Regions from separate parts of the Homo sapiens genome. Here region 2 is linked to region 1. The links are chromatin contacts, found by Hi-C or POLR2A ChIA-PET in ENCODE. All regions are on one chromosome and are shown on one strand. The core of a region is the stretch at or near the end of the contact, and the rest is flanking DNA. Distances in the headings are between cores, read along the strand shown. Region 1 holds the start of NCOA3 (nuclear receptor coactivator 3). Region 2 holds the start of SPATA2 (spermatogenesis associated 2).

Region 1 (6,358 bases), core at 8-2,507:
CAGAGGAAATAGCAAGTGCACGATCTTTAAGGCCAGAGTGTGCTAAGCACGTTGGAGAGGCCGAGTCCATTGTAGCTGAGTTACAGAAGTGAGTGGAAGAGAAGAAGGTGATGAGTTTAGAGAGGGAAGGGCAGGGCAAGAGACGGGCTGTATGGGGCTTTGCAGGTTACTGCAAGAATTTTGCAGGAGGGACAGAGACTGACTTGGTTCTTACCAGGATTCCTCTGGCTGCTGTGTTGAGTATAGACTCTAAGAGGAAAGAGTGGAAGCAGGCAGAACACTGAGGAGGCTGTTGCAGTGGTCCAGGTGGGAAATGATGGTGCTGACCGTGGAGGTGGTAAGTGGTCAGATTATTCTATTTTATTTACACTCAACACATCTAATACTGACTCAATATTATCTAACATACAGTCCACATTGAAATTGCCCCCCAAATTCTTTTTACATAAAAAAATCATCCTGAATCCAATCAAGTCTCACCTATTGCTTTTGGTTTTCACCTCTTTCATGCTGTCATATTTTAAAAGACTCCAGGCTAGATGTTGTGTAGAATGTCCCACATTCTGAATTCGTTTATTTTTTCAAGTAAGCTTTTTGTGTGTATGTGGCAAGAATACGACAGAGGTAGCAATATGCTTTCCCCACTGCATCATATTAGGAGACACATAACAACAGTCCTGACCCATTATTGGTGGTGCTAAGTTCGATCACTTGGTAAGGGGGTGCCTGCCAGATCTTTCCATTGTAAAGCAAGCTGTTCTTTATTGTAAGTCATAAATACGCTGTGGGATGATACTTCGGGACTAAATATACCCTGAATATACTGCTGCCCAACAACATTTCACCCAGTGACTTTAGCAGCTAAGGAACAGCCTCGTGGCTTCCGACCTTGTGCCTCAGTTCGCTCATCTGAAAAATGAGGATGATCATGGTCCCTACCGGATGCTTGTTTTGAGGATCCGTGCTTGGCATACCAGAAACGCTCCACAAATGTTAGGTATTACTGGACGAAGGCAAATATGAAAAAAATTAAGGGCAGGGCTAGGACTGCATTCCGGTTCTCCGGATCCCGAGGGAGCTCCCAGTCGATGCTGGGCGAAAGCGGCCGCACGAGCCCACGTCGCCACGCCCTCCGCCGCGGAAGCCAGGGTGGGGGTCGCTGGAACCCTAGGCCGGCCGCGCAAGGCCCCCTGGGACCGGTAGTGCTGGGCGTGGCCTCGGGACTACATATCCCAGTGGCCCCCGTGCGGCGACTTTAGCTGCTGCTGTCTCAGCCGCTCCACAGCGACGGCAGCGGCTGCGGCTTAGTCGGTGGCGGCCGGCGGCGGCTGCGGGCTGAGCGGCGAGTTTCCGATTTAAAGCTGAGCTGCGAGGAAAATGGCGGCGGGAGGTGAGTGGAGATAAAGGAGGAGGCGGTGGCGGGCGAGGGGGTGGAGTGCGAGGCGGAGGGAAGAGGGGCGAGTTCCCCAGGCTGCGAGAGCCAGCGGCTTCAGATCTGCCAAGGCACTGAGGGGCGCGCCGGCCGGGGGACGCGCTGAGGTAGTTTCGGGGTGTCGGGGCCGCGCCGCTTCCCCTCAGCCCGGGGGGCGGCCCGCGGCGGTAGGAGCTGAGACGAAGCTGGGTGGCAGTCCGCTTGGGGATCCGAGGGGGTCCCCGCGCGGAGGGGTCACCCGAGGAGTTTGCGGGGGGACTGCAGGGGCCCACTTTCCCCTTCTGTCCCTAAAGTTTTTTCTTCCTCTTGCCTCCCCCAGCCCTTTTGAAAGCTCCCCGCGTCGTCCTCCTGCTGCCCCGGCTCCTTAGCAGCTTCTGGGACGCACGGGAGGGAAAAGCCGCGGGGACCCCCCCCACCCCAGCCTCCCAGCCGGGTGAGATTTGGTTGCTGTGTTTCCTCCTCACTTGGGCATTTAAAAAATATTTTAACACGAATTGTCCGCGGAATTTTCATGTTGGGCTCGGGTAGCTTCTTAGTTTTCTCGGTAAAAAGGCGTTTTACTACCTCTGGTGTGAAGGCTGGGAAATGGCAAGTGGGAAGTTGGTTGATAAAATTAGGAGTTTGGCTGTCTTTATTACTACTTTTTTTTTTTTTTTGCTCTCCCCATCTCTCATTTTATGAACATCGACCCAGTTCGTCATGGTTTAAATAAACTGCTTGTCTTGTACCTGCCTTAACAAAACTAGCCATGGGTCGTTGGGAGACTTAGTTGCTTCCTAGGCAGTTTGAGGGCATCTAGGGTGGAAAAGTTAACCGAGAGAGCGAGCATCTACCTCACTGGCAGGATCTGGGATTCCCAAATGGAATGACACGGAAGCTATGAGATTCTCTCGAAGTCGAAACTTTTTTCCCCCTCCCGAATGCGAAGACTTCCTTTTTGCAATATTTGAGCAGGGCTTCAAAACCAACCTGTTTTTGTTATTAAGCCTGTACGGTAAAGAAACAGGAAGGAGAGTACCAGCTGTCTTGCTGCAGTGGTTTTAAATGGAGTTGAATGAGATGCGTGAGAGTGGTAGTAGTATTGAGTAAGATTGCTGCATCTCTTTGATTTAAATGCCTGGCCTCGGATCCACCTAACTGATCCCTGGCTGCAAAAAAGCTTCAGTATTTGTTGCAGCAGGTTGTTGAGAAGGTGATTGGAGGAATAAAAATCTTAGGTCTTCAGCGAATGCTGCACAAACGAAAATGTTAATGGAAACCTGTAAGTTTGTGAATTGTTTGTTCTTGAAAATATTTTAAATGTATGCTCATTTAGAATATGGTTCTACCGAATGATATCCAATTGGAAAGGTACAAACACATTGAAAAGTGAATCTCTCTTTCACGCCAAACCCTACAGTTTCCCCTTCTCAGAGGCAAAGACTGTTACTGGTTTTTAGAATATCCTTGGTCTTTGGAATAATTATTTTAAGATTTTCATTTGAAACCACTTCTGTTGGATACCAAAAGCAGGGAAATAAAATGAACAGAAGAAACAGAAAATGTGGGAATACTGTTTTTGCTCTCTTAAAAAAAATGTTGATAGCTATTGGAAAAAGCTCTTCAGAACTTACTGCTTATGTCACCTTATCTATTAATACCGTTAAATAACAATCTGTGGGGCTTTAGGATAAAGAACTCTGCCAGGGTTCATTGTTTGTATGTACAATGAATCCTCTGCTTGTAACATGTAAAATGATATTGAACACTATAGCTCCTGTCACTAGAGGTTGCTTCAGGTTCTGCATTTCAATGAGCAGAAATCTAAATTGCCTGTGATCCTAAATTATAGGGGCATTTTATGTATAGATGGAAATGACTTAATTGTCCAATCAGCATTTGAAATAAGAGGCATATACCAGCTTTTGGCATATAGAAGATGGGGATTGTGGACTAAGCGGGAGGCTGTAATATTTCTAGAGCAGTTATAGGAAATATTTCTGCCATAAGATATTTAATTACAAAGGCTTTGAAAATGTACAACTTAAGCATCAATAGCGAGATTTATATTTTTATATTTTAGAATGGTTGTTTTAACAGCTTGCCAACACTAACAATTTGCTAAGGAAATTCAGTGATATTAGAGCTAGGTTATTAAAGATTATATTAAATAATTTAACTGTATTTTGAAAATGATTATGCTGTGCATTTCCTTCTCTGTATAAAAATTATTTCTAAAAAGTGCCACGCACCTCCCGAGCAAATAAAATAGAATTCAGTAAGGAGTGAAGTACTGTTGTACGTGAGACCCTTTTTCTAGGCGATATGCAAATAAAAAGTAGTTTAAAAATGGTTGCTTACTAATGTCTTCTTGACTGGTCTTTTGAAATAAGCTTTCTTGCAGGGACATTACATTAAAGATAAAAGCTAAGTGTGTCTTTTTTTTTTTTTTTTTTTTTTTTTAACGAATTCAGTTCTTTCTGCCGGGCTGCAGTGGCTCAGGCCTGTAATCCCAGCACTTTGGGAAGCCAAGGCTGGTGGATCACGAGGTCAGGAGTTTGAGAACAGCCTGGCAAAGATGGTGAAACCCCTTCACTACTAAAAATACAAAAAATTAGCCGGGCGTGGTGGCGAGCACCTGTAGTTCCAGCTACTCAGGAGGTTGAGGCAGAAGAATGGCTTGAACCCGGGAGGCGGAGGTTGCAGTGAGCCGAGATTGCACCACTGCACTCCAGCCTGGGCAACAGAATGAGACTCTGTTTCAAAAAAAAAAAAAATTCTGTCTTGTGCATTAGCAGTATGATTCTGGAATAATTCATTTTAACTTGGAGTACTGTAATTGAAAAGTCTTTAAAAGAAAATTAAAAAATAAATTTTAGTTTGGACAATAGGGTAAGATTTAAAAACTCTGCTATTGTCCTATCCCAAATTGATGGTTAAAATAAATGGCTTTGGGTTTTTGGTTTTTTTTTTTTTTTTTTTTTTTTTTGCGGGCAGGGGCGTTTTTTTTTTTTCTTTTCTTTCTTTTTTTTTTTTTTTGAGAAGGAAATTTGCTCTGTTGCCCAGGCTGGAGTGCAGCGGCGCGATCTTGGCTCACTGCAACCTCTGCCTCCTGGGTTCAAGCAATTCTCCTGTGTCAGCCTCCCAAGTAGCTGGGATTACAGGTGCGCACCACCACGCCCGGCTATTTTTGTATTTTTAGTAGAGACAAAGTTTACCATGTTGGCCAGGCTGGTCTCGAACTCCCAACCTCAGGTAATCCACCTGCCTTGGCCTCCCAAAGTGCTGGGATTACAGGTGTGAGCCATCACGCCAGCCTGCATTTTTTAAAAACTATATAATTTCACACTTTGGCCAGAGGAGGTAGAGTACTTTTGAAAACTTTTAATTTGTTGCAAGTTTAGAATGCATATTAGCCGCCAGTGACTTTTGGTCTACAACAGCAAATTTGTCACAATTTAATACAGTTGTTACCCTGTAAAGCTATCTAGGATTAGAAAAAAAACAAGACTTGTTGATCATGATTGAAGAGATTACCTGTAGCAGTTTGGTTCATATCCTTGGTATAAATATTTGTTTTTTGCATTACTGAGCGGTTAAAGCTCTGAGAGCAGAAAATTAGTATTGGAAATGTATGTTAACTTTTTCTTATTTTTTTCTCATACTTCAAAAAATTGAAAAACAAGGGGACTATATTGGTTTGGATTCTCAGGAATAGCTTTGAGATTGAGTGCTGCAGTAAAATGTAGGCATTTTCTCCTTTTTTTTTTTTTTTTTTTGAGACAGAGTCTCACTCTGTTGCTCAGGCTGGAGTGCAGTGGCATGATCTCGGCTCACTGCAACCTCTGCCTCCCAGGTTCAAGCGATTCTCGTGCTTCAGCCCCTGCCCGAGTAGCTGGGACTACCGGCGCTCGCCACCATGCCCGGCTAATTTTTGTATTTTTAGTAGAGATGGGGTTTCATCGTGTTGGCCAGGCTGGTCTCGAACTCCTGACCTCAAGTGATCCTCCTGCTTTGGCCTTCCAAAGTGCTGGGGTTACAGGCGTGAGCCACCGCTCCCGGCCCATTTTCTCCCATTTTATGAGTGCTTCTTGGGGTTGGGGAGGGGTTACAAAATAAACACTTCAGAATTAAGGTGGAGGAGGGGCTTTGTGGTAATGAGGCATATTCCATGAGTTTGGTCATGTTTTTACTAGGTAAATTCATTTTGTCTATCATTTTTCTGAGAGGGTTTCTGGGAGAAGATTATTTTAGGTTAAAGATGCAATTTATCCAGAGCCTAACTTTATTTTCAGCCCCCTAACAAATTATGGAATTGAATTTAATTGCCTTTCCCTTTCCTACCTTCTGGTGGAGAGTTTTTAAATGAACAGGAAAATGGCCAGAAAATACACAGCAGGAGTAGGATGGGAGACCTGCAGTGTGTAGAAGGCCGATTTATCCACAAACTGGATAATCTTCTTAGGCTGCATACTGCCAGTACCAAACTTTGTTAGCATTAACTCAGTTTGGTAGGTACTGCCAGCCTAGGTCAGTTTACAGTGGGGGGCAGTAATAGGGTTTATTTAACTAACTGTGTAGTAAACTTTGTGGCCTAAAGGCAAAGGAAAGGAGTCGGACCTGACTGGCAAACAGGTTTTACCCATTTAAAGTAATATTCCAAGAGCAAATGGACTAGTGTCTATTTTGTTTGGCTTTTAAAATATTTTTGTTAGGAACATCTGTGTCTTTTTTTTTAAATTTTCTGTTAATTTTTTTATTGATATGTTCTAGGAAAGGGTGTGACATTTTTCATCTGTTATTCCTATGAAAAGGTATTCTGTTGAAATGTTTAATTTCCTTGGTTAGAGGCTATGAATGAGGGTTATGCAGCTTCACTTTTTGGAAACCAGGGTGACTAGATTACTGAATTTAACTATTGATTAGCCACATAATGATGAAAAGGGA
Region 2 (6,251 bases), core at 219-2,718, 2.4 Mb after region 1:
AAAAAACAGCACTGTGAATATCCTGAACACAGAGACAGGCAGGTGCCCAGAGTCAACGGCTCCAGTCAGCACCTCCTGCACCCACAATCTAGGTACCTTCTTGAAAAGCAAGTCAATGGAAAAAGAGATATTGCACAGTCAGGGAGCCAGTGGCTTCTTTAGTTATTTTTTGAACATCTAAGAGGAAAGCTGTATCTGTTTAGAGTCCCACTGCATGGAAGTGAAGTGATTCCGAGTAGCTAAGCATTAGCTTGGCTTTACCTCAGCTGGCCCATTCAAGCAGAAATGTTCCCCAAGCAGCATTTGAAGGCGCCCCCTCTCTGCACAGGCAGACCTATTTTGGTCTGTGCACTGCCCCTGTCCACAGGTTTACACATCCCTGGTCTAGCTCCATCAGCCTCCAAACAGGAGACGGGGAAGTCAGTTCAACCCCCTCCACCTCCCCACCCACACCAATGCACTCGTTCCAAGCAAGAGGCTCCGAGAAACATCCAAGGCACCTTCCACTGGCTGTGAAACACCAGAAGGTCCCCACACTCCTACTAGATTCCAAAGAAATTCACACAGAGTCCTTCCAAACCTCTGAAAATAACCTCAGCGGTGCTGAAAGAAGCTTCCCTAGTGGCAGCTGCCTCTCTCGGAGAAGCTCTGAAGGAAGCTGTTTCCCTCCCTGCAGGGGACAGAAGCTGGCGGCTGCTAAGTCCCAGCTCGGTCATTCCTACAGCCTCGGGGGGCCACGTCAGTTGTGAAAAACAGCCCAGTCTCAAATTCTGGCCCCCCCTACGGCTTCGTGAATTGAATGAAGTAACAGGAACTATCACTTATTGGACGCCTGCTGTATGCCAGAGGCCCTGCATGATCTCATTCCATCTCCACTCCAGCCCTAGCAACCAGGTTCAATCACTTAAATAGGCAACTGAGGCTCTTAAGATGAAGTGACTTATCCAAGGTCACACAGTGAGTACAAACCCAGGTGTGCCGCCAGAGCCTGAACTGGGAACCCCTGCGCGGTAACTGCCTCGTGGCGAAATCGGGGTGTCCTTCTGTTTGGCCAGTCGCCGAAGAGGGGTGTTCCTCTTGGGCGGCCCTGAGCCACCCTCGGCGGGTCCCAGGAGCCTGCGAGGCAGCTCCCGGGAGAATGGGGGTCCTGAGGATAGGCTGGGGGTCCCGGGAGCGCCGAAACAGCGGGCCCACCTGTAGTCCTGCCTGCCGTGAGGGTACCCCGCTCCCGGGCCAGCCGAGCCCTGCCGCTGTCTGGCGCCCCCTCCGCCTGGGGAAGCCCCGAAGGCAGTTTCCGCCCGCGGCCGCCCGTCACTCACCCTGACACTGCCGCCGAGGACGGCCCGGCCGAGGGAAGCAAGCGAGAGGCGCGGCTGCCGCCGGAGCCGGGCCCCGTCGGGCTCTAGCCTCTCCGGCCGGCTGCAGGGGTACTGAGACCAGTACCCGGGGGCCAGCAGCGACCCGGAAACACTCGGCCCGGAAATGATGTCACCATGAGGCGGGCCCGAAGAGAGGGTGGACCACGGCTGCGCGCTGGCTCCGGGAAGCGGTCGATGCCCGCGGCCGACGGAGACTACAACCCAGAGGCGGAGGACAAAGCGGAAGGCCGAAGAGCGAGGACGAAACCGGCGGAACCGCACTTTGGAGCCTAACGAGCCATCGCTGCGTCTGAGACTGGGACCCGGAAGTAAACAGGCCGGACGTGACGCAAGCCGCTCGGCCTAGGGATGGTGGCTGGCCGGGTTGTCATGGAAACCGCTCAGGAGCAGGGAGCTGGGAGCTATGAGTGCTGACTGCGTGAACTCGGCCTCCACTTCCCGGACCTGCCACTTATCATGATCCACGAGCTGTACTCATGACTCCGCACAAGCAAGCAGGGGCTGACGGTCGGATCCCTCGCCCCCATTTTACGGACAGAAGTACCGAGGCTCAAAGAGAGCCAGTGAGATGCTGAAATCACGCGTGATTGGAATCCAGCCTTGCTAGGGCTGCGGGTGTTACGGGCCGTGGGCGGCGGTTAAGAGCGTGGGTTCTATTTTTAGTTTTGCCACTTACTAGCTGTGTGACCTTGGACAAGTTACCTAACCTCTCTGAGCCTCAGCTTTCTAACCTGTAATATTAAATAATAAAGCCAGGCGTGGTGGCACGCGACTGTAGTCCCAGCTAGTCGGGAGGCTGAGGCGAGAGGATGGCTTGCTCCCAGGTGTTCGAGACCAACCTGGGCAACATAACGAGGCCACGTCTCTTAAAAAAAAAAAAAAAAAAAAAAAAAAAAAAAAGCCGGGCACGGCGGCTCACGCCTGTAATCCCAGCACTTTCGGATAAACTATATATATATATAATCTGACATCCCCACCAGACCCTGAGCTTCTTATTCATCTATTTCCCCCCGAGCTCTGCACATGTCTGATGAGGAGGCACACAACAGATGTTCATTGATTGTAGGATTCTCACTCTGAGTCTTGGTGACCCCAGCTAAAACCGGTGGGGCTTGTGTGATGAGTCAGTGACACAATACTGGGAAACGTTTGGAGAACCAGCAATCTGCTGCTGTCCAAACAGTAGCATTACTGTGTTTACCTGTCGTTGCCTGAGCACCGCTCAAAGTCCCTGTGTTCTTTATCAGCTCATGTTTAAGCTCCTCTCTTAATTATCTGCAATGTGATGATGTTCACAGGAATTCCATCTGAGACAAACTGTCCCACCTTAAGTCTGCCTCTTACAGCAACTCAGCACTCTGGTTTGGTAGCTCTTACAATATTGCATTTTCACGTGGGGCTGCTTAAAAAAGTCCCCTCCAGCTCTGTGGGTCTATGACAGGCAAAAGAGAAACAAAGATTTTGAAGAAGGGCTTTACCAGTAGGAAACCCTGGTCATCATCTACTATCAGAAAAGACCCAAAGTCTCCAAAGACAGTCACATTTCTCAGTTTTTTTTTTTTTTTTTTTTTTTTTTGAGACGGAGTCTCGCTCTGTCACCCAGGCTGGAGTGCAGTGGCACAATCTCAGCTCACTGCAAGCTCCGCCTCCTGGGTTCACGCCATTTTCCTGCCTCAGCCTCCGGAGTAGCTGGGACTACCGGCACGCGCCAACACGCCTGGCTAATTTTTTGTATTTTTAGTAGAGATGGGGTTTCACCAAGGTGGTCAGGATGGTCTCCATCTCTTGACCTCGTGATCCGCCCACCTCGGCCTCCCAAAGTGCTGGGATTACAGGCCTGAGCCACTGTGTCCGGCCATGTTTCTCATCTTTTAAACACAGTTGAAGGCTTGTGATTTCTCTACTTGGTGATGTAGAAATGACAGGAGCGTCCTTTCCCGACTTTATTATATAATGATTACCAGATTATGTAAGGGTCACGTGACAATGATTAGGCACTTCTACTTCCGAAGAGCCAACAACACGAACAATCTACCTACCTCTTTCTATTTTTTAGTTTTTTTTTCCATCACCAAAGTAATACATGATTCCAACAATACAGAGGAGTATAGAACAAAAAGCAAAACAGAAAAGCTACCCCATGACCCAGCAATTGGATTTCTCAAAATCTGCTAGAGAAACATACACTGTGCCCAAAGAGACCTCTTGCATCATTGTTTCTAATGCAAAAGCAATAATAGGAAATATTTAAATCTCCATCACTGGGGTAATGGTATATCCATACTAACAAATACTGTGGATCACTTAAAAAGGGTGATGCATGGCCAGGCGCGGTGGCTCACGCCTGTAATCCCAGCACTTTGGGAGGCCGAGGTGGGCAAATCACGAGGTCAAGAGGCCGAGACCATCCTGGCTAACACAGTGAAACCCTGTCTCTACTAAAAATACAAAAATTAGCCGGGTGTGGTAGCAGGCGCAGTAGCGGGTGCCTGTAGTCCCAGCTACTCGGGAGGCTGAGGCAGGAGAATGGCATGAACCTGGGAGGCAGAGGTTGCAGTGAACCGAGATGGCACCACTGCACTCCAGCCTGGGCTACAGAGTGAGACTCTGTCTCAAAAAAACAAAACAAAAAAAGTCAACTGGGGACAGGAACACAGATACAGATATCTGTCTTTCATTCCACAAACACACATTTATGTGATCTGTATTAATATCTTTCTCCCCCAGAAGTCAGTGAACTCCATGAGGACAAAACTATGTCTGTTTTGTTCACAATTATATTACTACTACCTGACATATATGCACTACCTAGCATGCAATAGGTTGTTCAACATAATTTGTTTCTGACCAGAATTTTCACTGAATACCTACCATGTGCCAAGTTTGATGTCAGATTTTTTTTTTTTAATTGAGACAGGGTCTCTCACTCTGTCACCCTGTCTGGAGTGTAGTGGCATGATCATAGCTCACTGCAGCCTCAACCTCCTAGGCTCAAGCGATCCTCCCACCTTAGCCTCCTGAGTGGCGGGGACCACAGTTGCACACCACCACATCTGGCTAATTTTGTTAACTGTTTTGTAGAGGGAGGGTCTCGCAATTTTGCCAAGGCTGCTCTCAAACTCCTGGGCTCAAGTGATCCTCCCACCTTGGCTTCCCAAGGTGCTGGGATTACAGGCATGAGTCACCATGCCCACCCTGATGTTAGGTTTAAAGGGCATAACTGTGAGTGAGACAGACACAGTTCCTGCCCTCACAGAGCATCCAGTCTCCTTAACCGAAAGAGAATATTCATAACATAGGAGTAGGATTAATAAAACCCTAGAATTCAGGATAGAAGATGGTAAATGATATGAGAGGGGTATAGAGCTTAGAGCATGGAGAAGTGACCTCTGACAGGGTAAATGAAGGATAGCCTCCAGGAGGAAGTAGCATTTGAGCTGGGCTTTGAGTGACCTGGACATGTGAGGCTGTCCAGCTTTCCTTCCAGCTGGAGTAAAGGGAGCAATCAAAGGCAAGGACCTGAGATCAAAAACTCGGCTACCTGTGGCTGGGCTCAGTGGCACAAGCCTGTAATCCCAGCAATTTGGGAGGCCGAGGCAGGCGGATCTCCTGAGGCCCAGAGTTTGAGACCAGCCTGACCGATACAGTGAAACCCCATCTGTACTAAAACCACAAAAATTAGCCAGCCTGTAGTAGTGCCCACCTGTGGTCCCAGCTACTCAGGAGGCTGAGGCTGGAGAATCGCTTAAATCTGGGAGGTGGAGGTGGCAGTGAGCCAAGATCACGCTACTGCACTCTAGCCTGGGACACAGAGGGAGACCCTGTCTCAAAAAAGCAAAAACAAAAACAAAAAACAAAAACACAAACTCAGCTACCTGCAAGCACATAATGTGGGCAAATACGAGGTACTAGAGTACTATAGCCTCACACTGCGTAGGACCAGAAATGAGTAATGTAATCTAACATGGTACCCGGCTCACAGTAGGCATCCAATAAGTACTTCAGTGAGAAAACAAATATTGTTGAATTCCTTCCATGCTTCAGCTGACTTGTGGCCAAGATCCCCACTCACCAGGAATGACCAGATACTCTGATTTTTGGAGAGGAGTTAGAGATCCAGATTGTTTGTTTATTTATTTATTTAAAGATAAGGTCTTGATCTGTCATCCAGACTGGAGTACAGTGGCATGATCATGGCTCACTGCAACCTCAAACTTCTGGACTCAAGGGATCCTCCCACCCCAGCCTCCCACACAGCTGGGACTACAGGCTCATGCCATCATGCCCAGTTAATTATTTTCTGAAGACGTGGGATCTTGCTGTGTTGCCCAGGGTGGTCTCAAACTCCTAGCCTCAGGTGATCCTCCCACTTTGACCCACCAAAGTGCTGGGATTACAGGCACCAGCCACTGCGTCCAGCCTGGAATCCAGATTTTTAAATAAAATTTCTTAATTATAAACAATATTTGTAAATATACCTCCTGTTTCTACCTGTTGAGAGGGCCTAGAAGAAATGGCACACCTGTAGCAACAAGCACGTAGACTAAGACTAACCAGATCTTAGTCCATGGAACCAGGGCTTCCTGGAGAAATGGCTGATTCCCAGGGGTAGGTCAGGGAAATTACAACATGAGGTTGGAACATGTTATTGAGCCAGAAAGTAGGAAGTGCCCAAAGAATGATGGGACATGTTGAAAGCACACAAAAGCCAGGATGGAGGGTCCCTATTGGCCAGATATGGGCAATGTGAGTATCAAAATAAATAATAATAACAGATTATAAAACTTAATTGTGGGGAGAGAAGTTATGAGCCCATACTAATGCTAAACATAAAATATCATGCTTCATCCAGGCATGGTGGCTCATGCCTGT

The links. A loop is a pair of places that touch in the nucleus more often than their neighbours do. ChIA-PET counts read pairs that join two places held with the same protein, here RNA polymerase II (POLR2A). Pooled maps may share reads with other maps.
Region 2: a map of naive thymus-derived CD4-positive, alpha-beta T cell shows a loop between it and region 1 (16-fold over the local background). The contact joins the promoter of SPATA2 here to the promoter of NCOA3 in region 1. A Hi-C loop is called at or near these places in 1 of 168 maps with a recorded cell type or tissue (naive thymus-derived CD4-positive, alpha-beta T cell) and 2 of 50 pooled maps. POLR2A ChIA-PET finds 5 or more read pairs at or near these places in 2 of 52 experiments (CD4-positive, alpha-beta memory T cell and PC-3).

Annotation. Positions count from the first base shown.
Region 1 is chr20:47,500,630-47,506,987 of GRCh38, forward strand. It overlaps NCOA3 (nuclear receptor coactivator 3), which reads left to right and starts at 1,258. Exons shown (of 23, transcript NM_181659.3): 1 at 1,258-1,390. RefSeq lists a cis regulatory region at 174-246 and a silencer at 1,498-1,617.
Region 2 is chr20:49,914,061-49,920,311 of GRCh38, forward strand. SPATA2 (spermatogenesis associated 2) reads right to left here and starts at 1,469. Exons shown (of 3, transcript NM_006038.4): 1 at 1,320-1,469. LOC105372653 (a long non-coding RNA gene) reads left to right here and starts at 1,762. Exons shown (of 3, transcript NR_134564.1): 1 at 1,762-2,025. RefSeq lists enhancers at 487-656, 1,451-1,510 and a silencer at 1,171-1,420.